Regions from separate parts of the Homo sapiens genome. Here all the other regions are linked to region 1. Evidence: read pairs that join two places in POLR2A ChIA-PET (ENCODE). Cell type or tissue: K562. All regions are shown on one strand.

The links. Peaks named below come from ENCODE experiments on the same cell type or tissue, not always from the same donor. Only the 100,000 strongest peaks of a DNase experiment are listed, where the experiment ranks them.
Region 2: POLR2A ChIA-PET joins it to region 1 with 5 read pairs; 2 of 35 experiments call an interaction of 5 or more read pairs at or near these places.
Region 3: POLR2A ChIA-PET joins it to region 1 with 5 read pairs; 1 of 35 experiments calls an interaction of 5 or more read pairs at or near these places.

Annotation. Positions count from the first base shown.
Region 1 is chr7:159,013,774-159,018,773 of GRCh38, forward strand. It overlaps LINC00689 (long intergenic non-protein coding RNA 689), which reads left to right. Exons shown (of 5, transcript NR_024394.1): 2 at 2,685-3,873. Among named protein-coding and RNA genes, the nearest start is that of LINC00689, 7.9 kb to the left of the region's middle. RefSeq lists enhancers at 1-568, 1,537-2,066, 1,827-2,455. In K562, no CTCF peak of the experiment used is centred here; DNase peaks (open chromatin) are centred at 1,816 and 2,117; H3K27me3 peaks cover 1,108 bases.
Region 2 is chr7:159,215,078-159,220,077 of GRCh38, forward strand. No RefSeq gene overlaps it. Among named protein-coding and RNA genes, the nearest start is that of VIPR2, 73 kb to the left of the region's middle. In K562, no CTCF peak of the experiment used is centred here; no DNase peak of the experiment used is centred here; H3K27me3 peaks cover 2,509 bases.
Region 3 is chr7:158,956,013-158,961,012 of GRCh38, forward strand. It overlaps LOC124901794, which reads left to right and starts at 3,606. Exons shown (of 1, transcript XM_047421165.1): 1 at 3,606-4,380. The coding sequence starts at 3,692. The coding sequence ends at 4,246. It also overlaps a transcript of DYNC2I1 not described here. RefSeq lists enhancers at 1,241-1,812, 1,692-1,921. In K562, no CTCF peak of the experiment used is centred here; DNase peaks (open chromatin) are centred at 1,739 and 2,029; H3K4me3 peaks cover 451 bases; H3K27me3 peaks cover 1,125 bases.

The DNA.
Region 1 (5,000 bases):
AGATGAGGTCTCCAGGCTCCCCTGGGCCATTAAATCATCTCGGCCTTGTCCCTCTTTTGGGTCTGCACAAGTCATGGGCATGGCAGGGCCCTTGGCTGGTGTCCAGGGCACTGGCCTCAGTGGGCAAACCTGGTGTGGGGGGAGGCGGACATGCAGTGGCCATAGGAGATGTTCTGTTCAGGCCCTGCCCAGGCACTGCAGACCTCGGACCTGTCCTGGGCCCTGGCACCACACACCCTCCTGCTCAGCACGGCCAGCTGCCTCCCCATGCCCTGCTCAGATGAATGCATGGGACTCCTTGGGAGACCGAGGTCAGAGTCACATCATATGTGGGAAGTATCTTGGGAAGGAGGAGCTGTGGAGGTGAGCAGCTGGGCCCTTCTGTGGCCCTGCAAGGCTGTAGAGGCCAGAGGGCATGGGCAGGTGCTGGCTTCGCCCGTGTGGGAGGCAGCCTTGGGGACGGGACTTCTCCCTGGCCTGTGTCCCCGGCGCCCCCTCCCATGCCAGCCATGACAGCCTCCATGCTTTCTCCCAGCCAAATCCTCCTAATGCTGGGCTCTGGAACGGCTGATCTGGTGGATTTTCAGGTGTTTATAATTTGTGAGTTATTGTGACCGTTTCTGGGGGTGAGGGCAGCTCCTTGCTAGTAAGCTGTCCTTTGTGGTCACGCCAACCTCAGGGAACCCTCCAAGGACGCTGTGTTCCTCAGGACACCCACAGTGAAGTGATGTCATGTGTGGACACAAAGGCGGCTGTGGGCCTGGAGAGCCCCTGTCGCACTTCTGCCGGGAGCTTTGCGCTTGGGGGTTTGTGTGAACGGAGGCTCGGGGTCAGAACTGATCATTTCTACACATCTATAAATCCATGAATGCCCCCACACTCTAGAACATAATTGACCGGGGCCAGGGTGGATCCAGAGATGAGACAGGTCTGGCCACCCAAACTGGGCCAGCTCCCTGTACGTGGGCTGTGGGAGGGTGAGCTGATTGAGTGTGGCCCAGAGTTGACAGCCTTGTCCCTCTCGTGTGCTCAGAGGGCTTCAGGCACCTGGAAAAAAGTGCACATGCCGTGCCATGCCTGCGGTGGGCCTGGCAGGCCCTTGGTGCACACGCTGTGCCACGACTGTGGTGGGCACGGCAGACTCTTGGCGGGGTCTGGGGTTTCCGCCAGATGCTGCTTCTTATTCTCAGGGGATGAGATAATTCTAGACAAGAGACTCTCCAGCTCTAAACAGAAATGTTTTCAACAGAGAGTCCTTTAAAAAAAAATCCTTTTGAAATATTGTTGATAAAAGCTGGCCATTCCTATTTTGAGACTTTACTGGCCAAAATGAAACAACAGGCAACCCTTTCAGACTTTTTATGTCTGTGAGACTCAGAAATCTGGCCACTAGTTGGCTGGCACTTCCTGGCAGGGGGCTGCTATGAAAGGGTCCCCAGCTCTGACCCAAGTATGAGCTGGGCCTGAGCAGGGCCTTCTTAAACGCTTTGTGCCTCGGTGACCAGCCATGCTCACGTGCGCATACACAGAATAGGTAGTATACACGGTCTGCAATGTCACTTTGCTTATTTTAGAGGAAGGAGATGACTGTTAGACCTTGTTTTCTATAGGAACAGGCAAAGGGGAGTTGACTGCGATGTTTAAATAGCACAGGTGGCCTGTGAGCCTCTGCACACCAGCCTTTCTGACTAGAAGCCCAGGGAGATGAGCTGACAGTGCTGTTCACAGGCGTTCCTGGGGAGAGTGCCAGGCCCAAGGGCAGTAGCTGGTGGGGGCAGAGCGGGGAACCTGGGCTCTGACGCAGGCACAGGCAGGGGTGTGGTCTTTAAAGAGCCCACAGGCTGCAGAAGGGGCCTCCTTGGTGATGAAACTTGACCTCCTGTGGAGGGAGGGCAGCCCTGGAATTTCTCTGACCTTTCTTTAGGCACCAAAGACTGTAAACAGTCTCTGCCCCGGGGCCTGACATGACCAGTCTCTGACCTCAGGGTTTATTTTATTAAAAATAATTCTTGAAAACTCTCCATTTCAACCGTTGCCCGAGCCACGTGTTGAGGATGACGGCATCGCGTTCTTTCTGCCCAGGGTGCGGAGGAGGGGCCGCCCCCGGGCGGTGGGAAGGGGGGCTGTCCCCAGACACCTCAAGGCCTGCGGAGTGTGGACGTTAAAGTTCACAGTCCCTCCAAGGATCAAGGGTTCATTTTGAGAGGGAGCAGGGACTCCCTTGTTAGAGGCCTGCAGTCCTCCAGCCCCCTGCAAAGAGTTCCTTCAAGGGGAAGCCAGCTCGCCTGTAAATGAACAACCTGATAAGCAAGAAGGTTACGGGCAGCCCAAGTCAGCAGCCAGGGGAGTGAGTCCAGAGATTTTTGTTTCTCTGTAGACTCTAAAGATCCCATCTTCACACATGTCCCCGAGCTGCCTTTCAGAAGCCCAGACCCCACTGCGGACCCCCACGAAGAGACCTTAGATGGGGGGAACGGGAGGCTGACCTCTGATCACTGTTCTTTGGGTCTAAATTTCTTCTTGAGGGGCTTGGAGGGAGCCACACCCCTGAGTCGGTTAACAATTTCTCTGCCGACCCCAATTTTTAAACAAAGCTGCTCTTCCTTAACCAACTACAAATCAGGAAATCCTTGAATCCTCTGATGACCCCTAAGTCCTCACTTCGAGATCTCCCACCCTTTTAGGTCAAAACCCACGTGTACGCCCAACGTCCTGATTGACGACTTTGCCTGCAGCTTCTGCTTTCCTGAAATTCGCTGCTGCCTTTAGAACCCTTGTCTGCAGCCAGTGGGGAGTTCAGGACTTAGGCGGAGCTGCCCCACCCTCCTGCTTGGCACCCTGCAAATACATGCCCTCCCTTCCATCGCTGCAGACCTCAGAGTGGGCGTCCGGTCTCCTGTGCGGGATGAGAATACACACCCTCCCTTCCATCGCTGCAGACCTTAGAGTGGATGTCCGGTCTCCTGTATGGGATGAGAATACACGCCTTCCCTTCCATCGCTGCAGAGTGGACGTCTGGTCTCCTGTGTGGGATAATACACGCCCTCCTTTCAATCGCTGCAGACCTCAGAGTGGACGTCCGGTCTCCTGTGTGGGATAATACACGCCCTCCTTTCAATCGCTGCGGACCTCAGAGTGGATGTCCGGTCTCCTGTATGGGATGAGATACACTCCTTCCCTTCCACTGCTGCAGACCTCAGAGTGGACGTCCGGTCTCCTGTGTGGGATGAGATACACTCCTTCCCTTCCACTGCTGCAGACCTCAGAGTGGACGTCCGGTCTCCTTTGTGGGATGAGAATACACTCCTTCCCTTCCATCACTGCAGACCTCAGAGTGGACGTCCGGTCTCCTGTGCGGGACAAGAATACACTCCTTCCCTTCCATCACTGCAGACCTCAGAGTGGACGTCCAGTCTCCTGTGCGGGATGAGATACACTCCTTCCCTTCCATCGCTGCAGACCTCAGAGTGGACGTCCAGTCTCTCTGTGCGGGCCAAGTGTACACAGTTTTGTTCCGTCACAACTTCCACGACAGGCCAGTGTGAGGTTTTTGAGCTGGTGCTGACTGAAAACTGTCAGCTGCCCAAGGACCTGGGAGCTCTGCTCCCCACTCCTGGTGTGCGGTCTTGCGCCTGGCCTCCCTGCCTAGGTTACATGCAGTGGTCATCCCGGTCGCTCCCACACCCGTGTGGGCTCTGGGATCCCCTCTTCCAGCCAGCCCAGGGGACATCTGGCTGTCTCAGGACCCAGCCATCTGTAAAAATTAGGCAGGTCCCTTCAGTATGCTCCTGGTCAACAAAGAAAAACTTCAATTTTGAGAATGGCATCTGTATTCCGAAGTGTTCTCTCAGATGTTTGAGTTCCACTAAGTAGGTAGGAAGTGGCAGTGTTGCTGTTTAATGGATTGGTAATTTTTGAATATTTCTTAAACATTTTTATTTGTGTTTTTTTGGATTGAAATTTATGTAATTTGTTACTATCTGTTAGACTCTTGGTGTTTCTCTTACTGACTCAACCATAAGAATACTAACTCCTTTTCGTATTTCTTGCATATATTTTTCCATATTACTGTTTCCCTTTTGATTTAGCTTGTGGTTTCTGACATGGTTTCTCAGTCTCACTCTCCTCCACATTCTGTCTACTCTCAACCCCTCACCCATCATGTCTCGGCTTCTGTCCCCTTTATGCTTCAATCTCATCCCCTCCACTGTGTCTGTGTCATCACTACAGTGTGTCTCAGCCTTAGCTCCCCCACTGTGTCTGTCCCAACTCCCCATTTTATCTCAGTCTCACCCCACATTGTGTCTCAGTCTCACCCCCCGTTGTGTCTCAGTCTCACCCCCCATTGTGTGTGAGTCTCATCCCCCATTGTGTCTCAGTCTCACCCCCCATTGTGTCTCAGTCTCACCCCCCATTGTGTCTCAGTCTCACCCCCCATTGTGTCTCAGTCTCACCCCCCCCATTGTGTCTCTGTCTTACCCCTCATTGTGTCTGTCTCATCCCCCCCCACTGTGTCTCAGTCTCACCCCCCACATTGTGTCTGTCTCATCCCCCACATTGTTTCTCAGTCTCACCTCCCCATTGTGTCTGTCTCACCCCCCACATTGTGTCTGTCTCATCCCCCCATTGTGTCTCAGTCTCACCCCCTCATTGTGTCTCTGTCTCACCCACCGCATTGTGTCTCAGTCTCACCCCCCATTATGTCTGTCTCAACTCCCCATTGTGTCTCAGTCTCACCCCCCATTGTGTCTGTCCCAACTCCCCATTGTGTCTCAGTCTCACCCCCCATTGTGTCTGTCCCAACTCCCCATTGTGTCTCAGTCTCACCCCCCATTGTGTCTGTCCCAACTCCCCATTGTGTCTCAGTCTCACCCCCCATTGTGTCTGTCCCAACTCCCCATTATGTCTCAGTCTCACCCCTCATTGTGTCTCTGTCTCACCTCCCCGCATTGTGTCTCTGTCTCACCCCCCATTGTGTCTGTCTCAACTCCCCATTGTGT
Region 2 (5,000 bases), 200 kb after region 1:
CAAGACCCCAACTGAGACCAATGGTTTTAAATCTTTGAAAAGTTTCATGGTCCGTGCCTCTTCTTTTTGGAATTTCTCTGCCAGGCATCCAATGTTCCCAGTGGTTCACACCACCTGGAAACCTGAAAACTGTTCTGGAGGGACACGGCCTGCTGACCTGTGAGCCGTGAGGCAGCCACACGCCCAACACCCACTGCTGGAAATGGGAAAAGCAGAGGGACTCAGGGGCCCTCTGTGGGAGACCATGCCTCAGAGCAGTGGGTGTCACAGCTGCCTCAGCTACTGACATTATGGAACAAAAGTTTCTGTCTATGATTCTACCTTAAGGGCAAAAATAATCTCCTGGCAAGTCCTCAAAAAGGTACATTTCCCTGGAATACCTCAGACTCTGGTTACAGAATAATCTTGACAATTGGAGAAACGCCACGTTCCATCATTTCAAATCTTGGCTTTCCCTTCTTATGCCCCATCTACAGCCCCAACAAGACTGACGATTTGTTCCTCAGAAGCAGAGGTTCTCAACTGATTAAAACGCATATGTGGCAACGTTGCTCTCACTAATCTGGGTTAGTGCCTGTGCTCTGAAGTGGCTTTATTTCTGCTCCTTCTTCTCTCTGTTGCTGGTATTTCACATCCAGAAAATTACACTTGATAATACCTTTCATCTTTAAATTCCAATGTGGATGAACTTTAGGGTGACTTTCATCATATTCCTAGGTGGAGAATAAAGGGAATCCACAGTGAAACCACCAGGATGACAAGGATATTCACTGCACGTTACTTCTGAGGCAATTGTCCGCTCTCTGAAGCCGCCAAAGTCCTGCAGGAAAAATAATTCAAATGATTGTTCTTTACAGTATCCTAAGGCCAACTGTTTTTAGTTGTCATGTTTTCCCCAAGTCAGTTCTTTGTTTTATAAATAAACATGCAGTTAGGCAGCCGTTTTGGAAGATGACTTCTCAAATAAAGTTATTAAAACATTCTACCAGGAGGTTTCCTGCAAGATGCCCTGGGAGCCAGTTGTGGTGAGCATGCGGGATGGGGCATCTCTGTCTGTAGCTGCCACGTGGCTCCCGACTCTGCCCTGTAGCTCTTTCCTATAAGGAAGAGCAGCTGGCAACCTGGTTACATTTTGGAACTGAAGATAGCGGCTCAAGGACTTAGTCATACCTCCCAAATATAATCAGTCTGAATCAATCTCCAAGACTATAAAATATGCTTCACTAAGTGGCCAATTCTATTATTGAATTGAAAGCTCACCAACTTTAGGCTGCCAGCTATTCAGGTTTAAGATACAGAATACTAACATAAATACAAATTCACACATTCAAAGAACCTACCAGATAAGCATAAGAAAATGTGAAAGCCTACTAACAGGGTGAAGGCTTCCTGGATCAAATGGACTTGGGTCTTGATAAGACTAGATGTCATTTGAATAAAGAAGCTTCCATTTTGGGGATGCCTATAGATTGCTGGCTTCTGCATGGTTGGCAGAGGGGCTGGAGCTGGATGCACTACAGAGGATTGCATTTCCGTTATCAAGAGATGCAGTGCCCATTATCAGTATATTATTGAGATGCAGTGCCCATTATCAGTATATTATCAAGAGATGCAGTGCCCGTTATCAGTATATTATCAAGAGGTGCAGTGCCCGTTATCAGTATATTATCAAGAGATGCAGTGCCCGTTATCAGTATATTATCAAGAGGTGCAGTGCCCCTTATCAGTATATTATCAAGAGGTGCAGTGCCCCTTATCAGTATATTGCCTTTATGCTCCAAGTTCACTTTTCTTGGCTTTGTTTTGCGATGCTGAAGTGGGACAGTGTAAACGTCTGTTTTGCCAGCTGGTGACGTGAGGATTTGTCAATATGGTGCTAGAGGGACTGCAGGCACCATAGCAAGAGGAAGGGGCTTCACATCTGACGTTCTTTCAGTGTGGCTTCCAGTGGGTGGCTGGGCAGAGGCATGGCTGTGCTCGCTTCTGACTCGCCATGGTCTGTGCCCCCAGCAAGTGTCCTCACTGCCTGGAGAAGCCACACCCTCCCGGAGGGATCTGTATCTCAGCCTTGTGGTGGGAGGTTCTGTTAAGCTAATAGTTTCTGCCTTTTTCATTCCCCTTCAGGCTTTCTATATTTGCTACTTGTATACCAATTTAGTAGTCCCTAACTACTAGACATTTTAGTAGTTACGCACCTTTTACTAGGTAAGTGCTCTTTGTTTTAAAATGTCCACCTGCAGATTAAACAGCATGGTGGAGTAAGGACCTCAAAAATACGTTCTTCCACGAAGGCAGTATGAATACTGGAAAAATTGTAAGAATAAACCTTTTCAAGACTCTAGAAATTAACCACTCTTGCAACAACCCAAAGAAATTGTATTCAAGAAAAATGCTGAATCTTCCTAAGAGCTTTGTGGCATTTTAACTTTTCCTACTGCAACACTCTTCCATCAGCTCTGCAGTAGCCTTGAAAACTGGCAGCCACACAATCATGATTGCTGTGGAAATTAGCAGCCTCCCAGCCACTAGAAGGGGTAGCATCGGTCTGAGCTCCCCAGCTCCTGTCCTCAGGTACTCTGGGATTGGACATGGGATATGTAAACTAAAAAGTGTCTGAGGCAGATGTCAGTAGTTTTGAAGGTTTATTTTGCCAAAGTTGGGGAAATGCCTGGAAAACAAGTTACAGTAGGATCTGTGGCCTGTGCTTTTTCCAAAGAGAGTTTTGAGGACTTCAGTATTTATGGGTGAAAGAGTGGTTGGGAGGGAAAGGAATTAAGAAGAAAAGAGCAGGAGTTAGGTTGTGAGGCAAGCAGTTGCATTCTTGTGAGGCCCTGATTAGTGCCTGCTGAATCCACATTTGACACGTGGAAAGAGAGGAGTGGGGAAAAAGTCAACTATGCATTCATCTCATGGTCCATAGGTCTACATTTTGCATAAGATGAAGTAAGTATAGTGTAAGGAAGAGGTCAAATATGCATTTACCTCAGGGTGGGTGGAGGAATAATTTCTAGTCTTGTCTTTGTCCCACACCTGTGAGACAAGCTGTTAATTTACATTGTCAGGGTGAGATTCAACACAACTCTGTTTTACGGTTCATTTATAGGGGGAATATATATTATCAAAGATTTGAGGGCCTACAAGGAATTTCCTTGTGAGCAATTTGTGATGGAGGCCACCTGGGGAGCTATGCAGCCTTCGATGTTGCAGCCATCTGTTTGAGAACAAAAGGAAAGCAGTTTCCTTTTTTACATGACTCAGTACCCATGCTCAATGTTCCCTTTGGCATAGTGAGTTTGGGGTCCCAAGATTTTACTTTCCTTTCACAGACATGTCTGGAAGTTCCCTGGAAACCTCCACTCAAGGGCTTGTCTTTACTTGACCTGACTCAGAGCTTAGTCAGTGTGGACAGCTTTTCCCCTGTGGCATTTATTGAAAAAAAAAAAATCAGTGACAGACAGATGCCTGAGGCAACACTAGCATTAGGAGCAAAGGAACAAAAAGGCTGACAAGAAAAAAAAGGACAATCTGAGGACTGAAGACTGAGATGCCCAGAAGGGGCTTTGAAAAGTTCCAAGCTAATCCCCAGAATAGAGTCCTGTACAGGTGCAGGGTTGCACAGGCCTACGAGAGTGCTGCAGGGGTCCAAGTCTTTTACCTCGTGATTGCCTCAGGCAGGAAGCGATGCAGAAGACAGGGATGTAAACAGCCTGACAGGTGGGTAAGGAAATATCACCCCCACCGAACAGAGCCCCACGGCAGCGGCGGGAAGACTCAACACATTTAAGGATATCTATGTTCAGTGATTAGCTGACCTCCAAACCAACTGAGACTCCAGTGGCCACTTAACAACAGAGATCACAGTCTCCACAGAATTAGCCCAGGAAGTCACAAAACAAATAGCAAACAGACAGAACAGCCTCTGTGAAGAAGGGAGTGTTCTGATTTCCAGAGTTGCTACATTATATTATTTAAAATGCTTAGTTTTCAACAAAACTTAAGAGACTTCCAAATAAAAAGAAAATTTGGCCCAAAGCAGGAAAACACAGTCAATGGAAACTTTCTCTGAGGAAAGAAATATTGGATTTAGTGGAGAAAGGCATTAAATCAGCTATTATAAATATGCCCAAGAACTAAGGTAAACCAGGTGTGAAGAACTAAAGAAAAGTACATGAATTATGTCTCATCAAATAGAGAATATTAATAAACACATAGAAATTGTAAAATAGAGCCAAAGAAAACTTTTGAAATTGAAAAATAGAATGATAGAAATAAAAAATTCAGTATATTAGCTGTTGACCTGAAGGAAGAAGCTGAAGCAAAATTAATATAGAGAGTTAACTTGGGCCACGTTTGAGGACAGCTGCCTGGGACACACTTCCAAGTTGCCTTGGGGAGTACTTCATTCAGTCTTTGTTACAAGCAGATTTTTAAAGACAAAAAGGGGGACAAGTGGTGGGCTGATACAGTTTTTGTCAGGAATTCTTATTGGTTTACAGAAATAACATTGATTAGTGATTGGCTATACATTGTTGAGCTATAGGATGTGGGTTATGGTGTCTGGCATGTGGCATAGTTAGGTTAATTTATATTTATATGTGGCAATACAAGCAGTTTAAAGAGACGATTACATAGCTCAAGGGTTGGGGGAAGTAGGACGTGACTGCTGTCTCATTTTAATGCCTCTTCAGGCCTAGTAGTTTAAGAGGGCTCCCATTCCTCAGATAAAAGGCATATTTCTACACATATACACACATATAAATATATACACACACATATATACACATACTTTCCACACACACATTCTCATTTTCCCTCTTTGATCAAAAACCTTTCTTCTTGAAAGCATCGATGATCAAAGTCTGAGTGTCAAGATGTCCTTGTTTATGGGAAGACTTATTCCCAAATAGCCTTGTCAACATTGAGAAGAAAGAGAATACATCTCGGTGAGGGATTTTAAGAGCACCCAAAAGCCAAATTGGGATGGCATCACAGAGTGGCCA
Region 3 (5,000 bases), 58 kb before region 1:
TAGTTGTGCTTGCCCAATTTGGCCTGTCATTGGATTTGTGAAATGGCCTTGAGGCAATGGCTTAAATGATTTTTTAAATCTGTTTTTCTCTCATGTGAGCGTCTAGACCGGGAGGCGGCCAGAAGTGGCCGGCAGCTGTAGAGAGAGTTTTCCTGGGACACAGCCACGTGCCCTTGTCTCCATCTTTCTGTGGCTGCGGCTGTAGGATCCACAAGGCTAAAATCCGCATAATCTGCCCCGTGCAGAATACGTGTCCAGCACGACCCTGAATCAGGGACTGTGTGGGGACCCAGGCCTCCTCCCTTCGTCTGGGAGCAGCTGTCCTCCCTGCACAGAGCTGATGCCACCGTTCCTGGAGGGGCCACCTCTGGAAGGCTGCTGGTCACCACGTCCACAGTTAAAGCGGCAGCGGAGACAGCGTGGTGCTGAGGCTGCCAGGGAGGCTGGGAAGTGGCTCCGTAAGCGCCGGGGCCTGCACCGTAGGAGGAGGGGACCTGTGTCGGGAACCTTCCGGAAGCCAGGACGAGAGTACTCCCATCCTGAGCGAACTGCTTTCTCCTTTTTGCTTAGGCTGTGATGCCACAAAGCAAATGAAGAGGCGAGAAGGCGACAGGGCTTGGAGCCGGAACCTCAGCTTGATGCCCAGATCTGTGGAGCAGCCCTGTCCCCAGGCAAGTCGCCGACTGCTTCAGATCCCAGTGCCCGGTGGGGACTATACGTGCCCTGCTTACCTCCCAGCCTGTGGCGTAAGTGAGACGGTGCGAGTGGAAAAGGCAACACAGATAGGAAGTTTTAGGAAAATGTTAGGCCTGATCCCTGGGGCTGTGGGCAGCTGCCCAGGCTCTTCCTCTGTGTAGCTGTGGGCTGAGCTGTCCCTCTCTGTGGTTCGAGCAAGCGTGGCTGGACCAGGATGGGCACGGGCAGGGCTCCCGTGAGCTGCCGTCCACACTCACCCGGCATCGGGCTCCTTGGCGATGACCAAGTTCTTTGTTGATCTCTGTCCTCTCCAGCCCTGAACTGGGTCCTGAACACCCTGTTGTCTGTTGATCTATTTCGCTGCTGCTGCTGCCGGCCTGGGTCCCACCTTGCTCTCCACGACTTTAATCACATTCAGTGGAGGGTTTTGCCACCTTCTCTAAATCTAAGAAATCAGTGTTGTTGTAAATAGACATCCAAAATGCATGTTCTTCTTCTTTTCCTCAAGTCATCCAGACTCACTGCACGTCATTTTGGAGGGCGCCTTCCTTTCCGGATTCCAACCTCTGCGGCGCTGGCCTCAGGCTCCAGGTCCCGGCTGCTGGGGCTGCTCCTGTGGGGCCGATTCTGGCAGGACTGAGCCCACTGCTGCCCAACCCCTGGGAAGTGTGTTGTGGATAGACTACTTCTTTGTTTGTTTTATTCCTATACATTAGAAATATAGACTTACATTCATTGAAAATTAACCAAAAAACCTACCAGGTAGCTCCTGAACAGAATATGAAAGTGGGTAGCAGCTGGAGGGGCGTGTTTGTGGTCCCCAGCGCGGGCTCTACGCCGGGGGCGCATCCTTCCCACGTGCCACGGGCTATGAGGAACCGGCCCCTCTTCCTCCCTAATCTCAGCGATTCCAGCTGGGCTGCAGCCACACGGAGCTCACCGGAGGCCACCTGGCAAGCCTCTGTGATTATCTGCTGCAGACGCCGAGGCCTGGAGTCCCTGAGCATCGAGCCTCCCCGGGGAGCAAATGCACTCGGCACTCGTGAGGTCCACCGCCAACTCCATAACAGCGCTCCTAGGGAAAGAGCAGCGCCGGGCGTGTCACTTTTTACACAAGGGCTGTTTAGCTACGTGCTGTATCAGACACAGGGGACCCCTCCCTGCCTGGGGGCTTTAAATGCCACGCGCTGAGGCCAGCCCTTCCTGACGTGTCAGCCACTGCCCCCCAGTGTCTGTGGGACCCTGAGGGCCCCTCGGCCTTCCGCTCCGGGGAGCACCTGAAGTGCCTCAATTTACTCACTATCTGCCCGTCAGCCACAGCCACACCCTAGGTCGTGGAGAGGGTGTGGTCTGCACCTGCCCGTCAGCCACAGACACGCCCCAGGTCGTGGAGAGGGTGAGGTCTGCACCTGCCCGTCAGCCACAGACACGCCCCAGGTCGTGGAGAGGGTGTGGTCTGCACCTGCCCGTCAGCCACAGCCTCGTCCCTACTTGATTTTCGTTGGTGTTGCTTATGAGGTGCACCTTGATTCCAGAAATGTCAAAGCAGCAAAGCCGTGGTTGAAAAGCAGGCAGAAGCCTGTGCCGCGTGGGAGGCTCTGCAGCGCCCGCCCCACACCTGGCGTTCCAGCCACCTACCGACCAGAGATCTGAAGCGTGCGCGTTCTCTCTTCCTCACCGTGGCCGGGGTCCTGTTCTGTGCGCGGATCAGCTGCTGGTGTCTGCGGGAACACCGGCCCCCGGGCCACTGCGGAGCAGAACGGATGCTCGTCCTGGCATCTCCCCGTTTTTGTCTCTTGCCGACTTGTTCGGTATCTTGGCTTCACACACTAGAAAGCTCACAATAGTTCAGGGGTGGGGTTTAAATACATCTAAATCCCACCTCCCCGCAAACTACACATTAGTTAAATAGAATGAGTTTCTAGTTTTCAGCCAGAAAGGCTACCTTTGCCTCTTGAATAAACGTTTACAGACAAAACTCCTCCTATAACACTTGCTCAGAATTTAATTTTGCCACAACAGGAAAATTCAGTCCTGCCGTCTGGGCACGTCCTGCCGAATCGTGCGGGGAGGTGCAGCCGTGACACTGCAGCCTCCTTGCCCTCCAGGAGAGCAACCCCCTAGACGAAGTGAGGCGGGGACACGCCGGGGAGCACAGGCTGCTGAGCCAGAGCCTGAGCACAGTCGGAGCCGAGAGCATCAGGTGGGCTTAAGGTTTCTTCTGACTCAAAGCCTGTAATTTACAACTGCCCACACCAGGCACAACAGAAACTTCTGGTCAACCCAGGAGAAGCCAGTGCAATGCTGGCGTGTATGGTACTCCCCAGCATGTGTGGGAAACGTAGCGAGGATGAATTAAACCCTTTCCTCTGTGGCCGACTCCACCAGGCTCCTCCGCAGGAGACAGTGCCTTGTGCTGCAGCACAACCCATTCCAGGGGGAGGGGCCCAAAGCTCCATGCCCACAGGGCCCAACGTCAGCCCAAGCAGAAGTTTGCTGGGAGAGCCCCTCCTGCTCCTGCAATAGCCATGTGGCTGCCTCGTGCTGTTTTTGTTTGTTTTGAGGCAAGGTCTTGCTCTATTGCCCAGGCTGGAGTGCAGTAGTATGATCATGTTTCACTGCAGCATCAACCTCCTGGGCTCAAGCCATCCTCCTGCCCCAGCCTCCAGAGTAGCTGGGACTACAGATGCCAGCCACCATGTTTGCTAATTTTTACTTTTTTTTTTTTTTTTTGTAGAGACAGGGTCTTGCTATGCTGTCCAGGCTGGTCTAGACCTTCTGGCCTCAAGCAATCCTCTGGCCTCAGCCTCCCAAGGCACAGCCACCTTGTTCTCTTAGGAGCCTTGAAGGCCTGGGTCTTGACATTGGCCCTCAGAGGTGGCTGTTATCTTCCCTGCTTTACAAAGAAGGGATTCAGCTGATCAGGAGCAAGATCAGCCAGTGTGCCTCTTTCAAAAAGCCCAGCCTACCTCTCTGATGTAAAATAAGTACAAAAATGACGGTGCAATTTATGCAAATGCTGTTTGCAGAAGGGTTCCGTTCGAGCGCTGTGTTTGCAGAAGGGTTCCGTTCGAGCGCTGTGTTTGCAGAAGGGTTCCGTTCGAGCCCTGTGTTTGCAGAAGGGTTCCGTTCGAGCCCTGTGTTTGCAGAAGGGTTCCATTCGAGCGCTGTGTTTGCAGAAGGGTTCCGTTGGAGCGCTGTGTTTGCAGAAGGGTTCCGTTGGAGCCCTGTGTTTGCAGAAGGGTTCCGTTCGAGCCCTGTGTTTGCAGAAGGGTTCCGTTCGAGCCCTGTGTTTGCAGAAGGGTTCCGTTCGAGCGCTGTGTTTGCAGAAGGGTCCTGTTCAAGTGCTGGGAGCACAGTGCTTTCTTCCAGGGCCACCCTGTGCCAGGGGCCCTGGGCTCGTCACCTCCCTGGGATGCTCCTTCAGCAGCAAGAGCACTGGCTGGGCCCCTCTGAACGCTCCTGTGAGGACGTTCCTTGGGGAATCACTTGGAAGTGCTTTCAGCTCAGCCTCCATAGCCCTGCGGACCTCAGTGAAGCGCAGGCATAAGTGGTGAGATGCCAACTGCAGACCTGACGTTTGGGGGCAATTTACAAACACCTTGGAAAGGCGCCCTAGGAGAAAAGTAAAACTCAGATAAAGGAGGGGGAAAATAAAAATAAAGGGCCAAAATCTGACAAGTAGCTGTGTTTAAAAACCTCATTCACCATCACAGCAGGCAGAGTAATTTGTATTTACTTTGCTTTCAATTTATAGGCCAAGTAGCTAGCATTGAATTGATTGTGGTTTCATTTCAGTGGATTCTCTATTAAGGCCTCTTGATGATGATGGTCCTTAAGGGTTAACACTATTGAAGTGTGGGAAGTAGGTGGCGAGGACTGAAAGACCTGTCATTTTCCACCATTTTTGTAGCCACAATGGAGTCGAATGGTTGGTTTCTCTATTTACTGCATAAGCTTTTCTAGTTAACCAACACCCCTTTTCAACTCTTTTGCAATAAATTATCCACAAAATGGATTTTCCCCCTGCAGAATTTACAGAGCCCCTGGTCTATGATTTGTGGGTTCCCACAGGGCTAGAAGGGGAATTCCCAAAGCTCCGAGGAAAGATTCTTGCTCAAAAGGTGCTCAGGGAGGAGGAATCTCTAAGAGCATTGGGTCTATTAATAATTATTTGTAAAAACCGATTTTCCTCATTATCCTTCTTAGGATTTTGAATCTGTCTGTGTCAATAACATGCTCACTCTCAATGAGAAGCTGGACTCATTTTTTGTGTGTGGTGTCTTAAAAAGTTCTTTTATTTT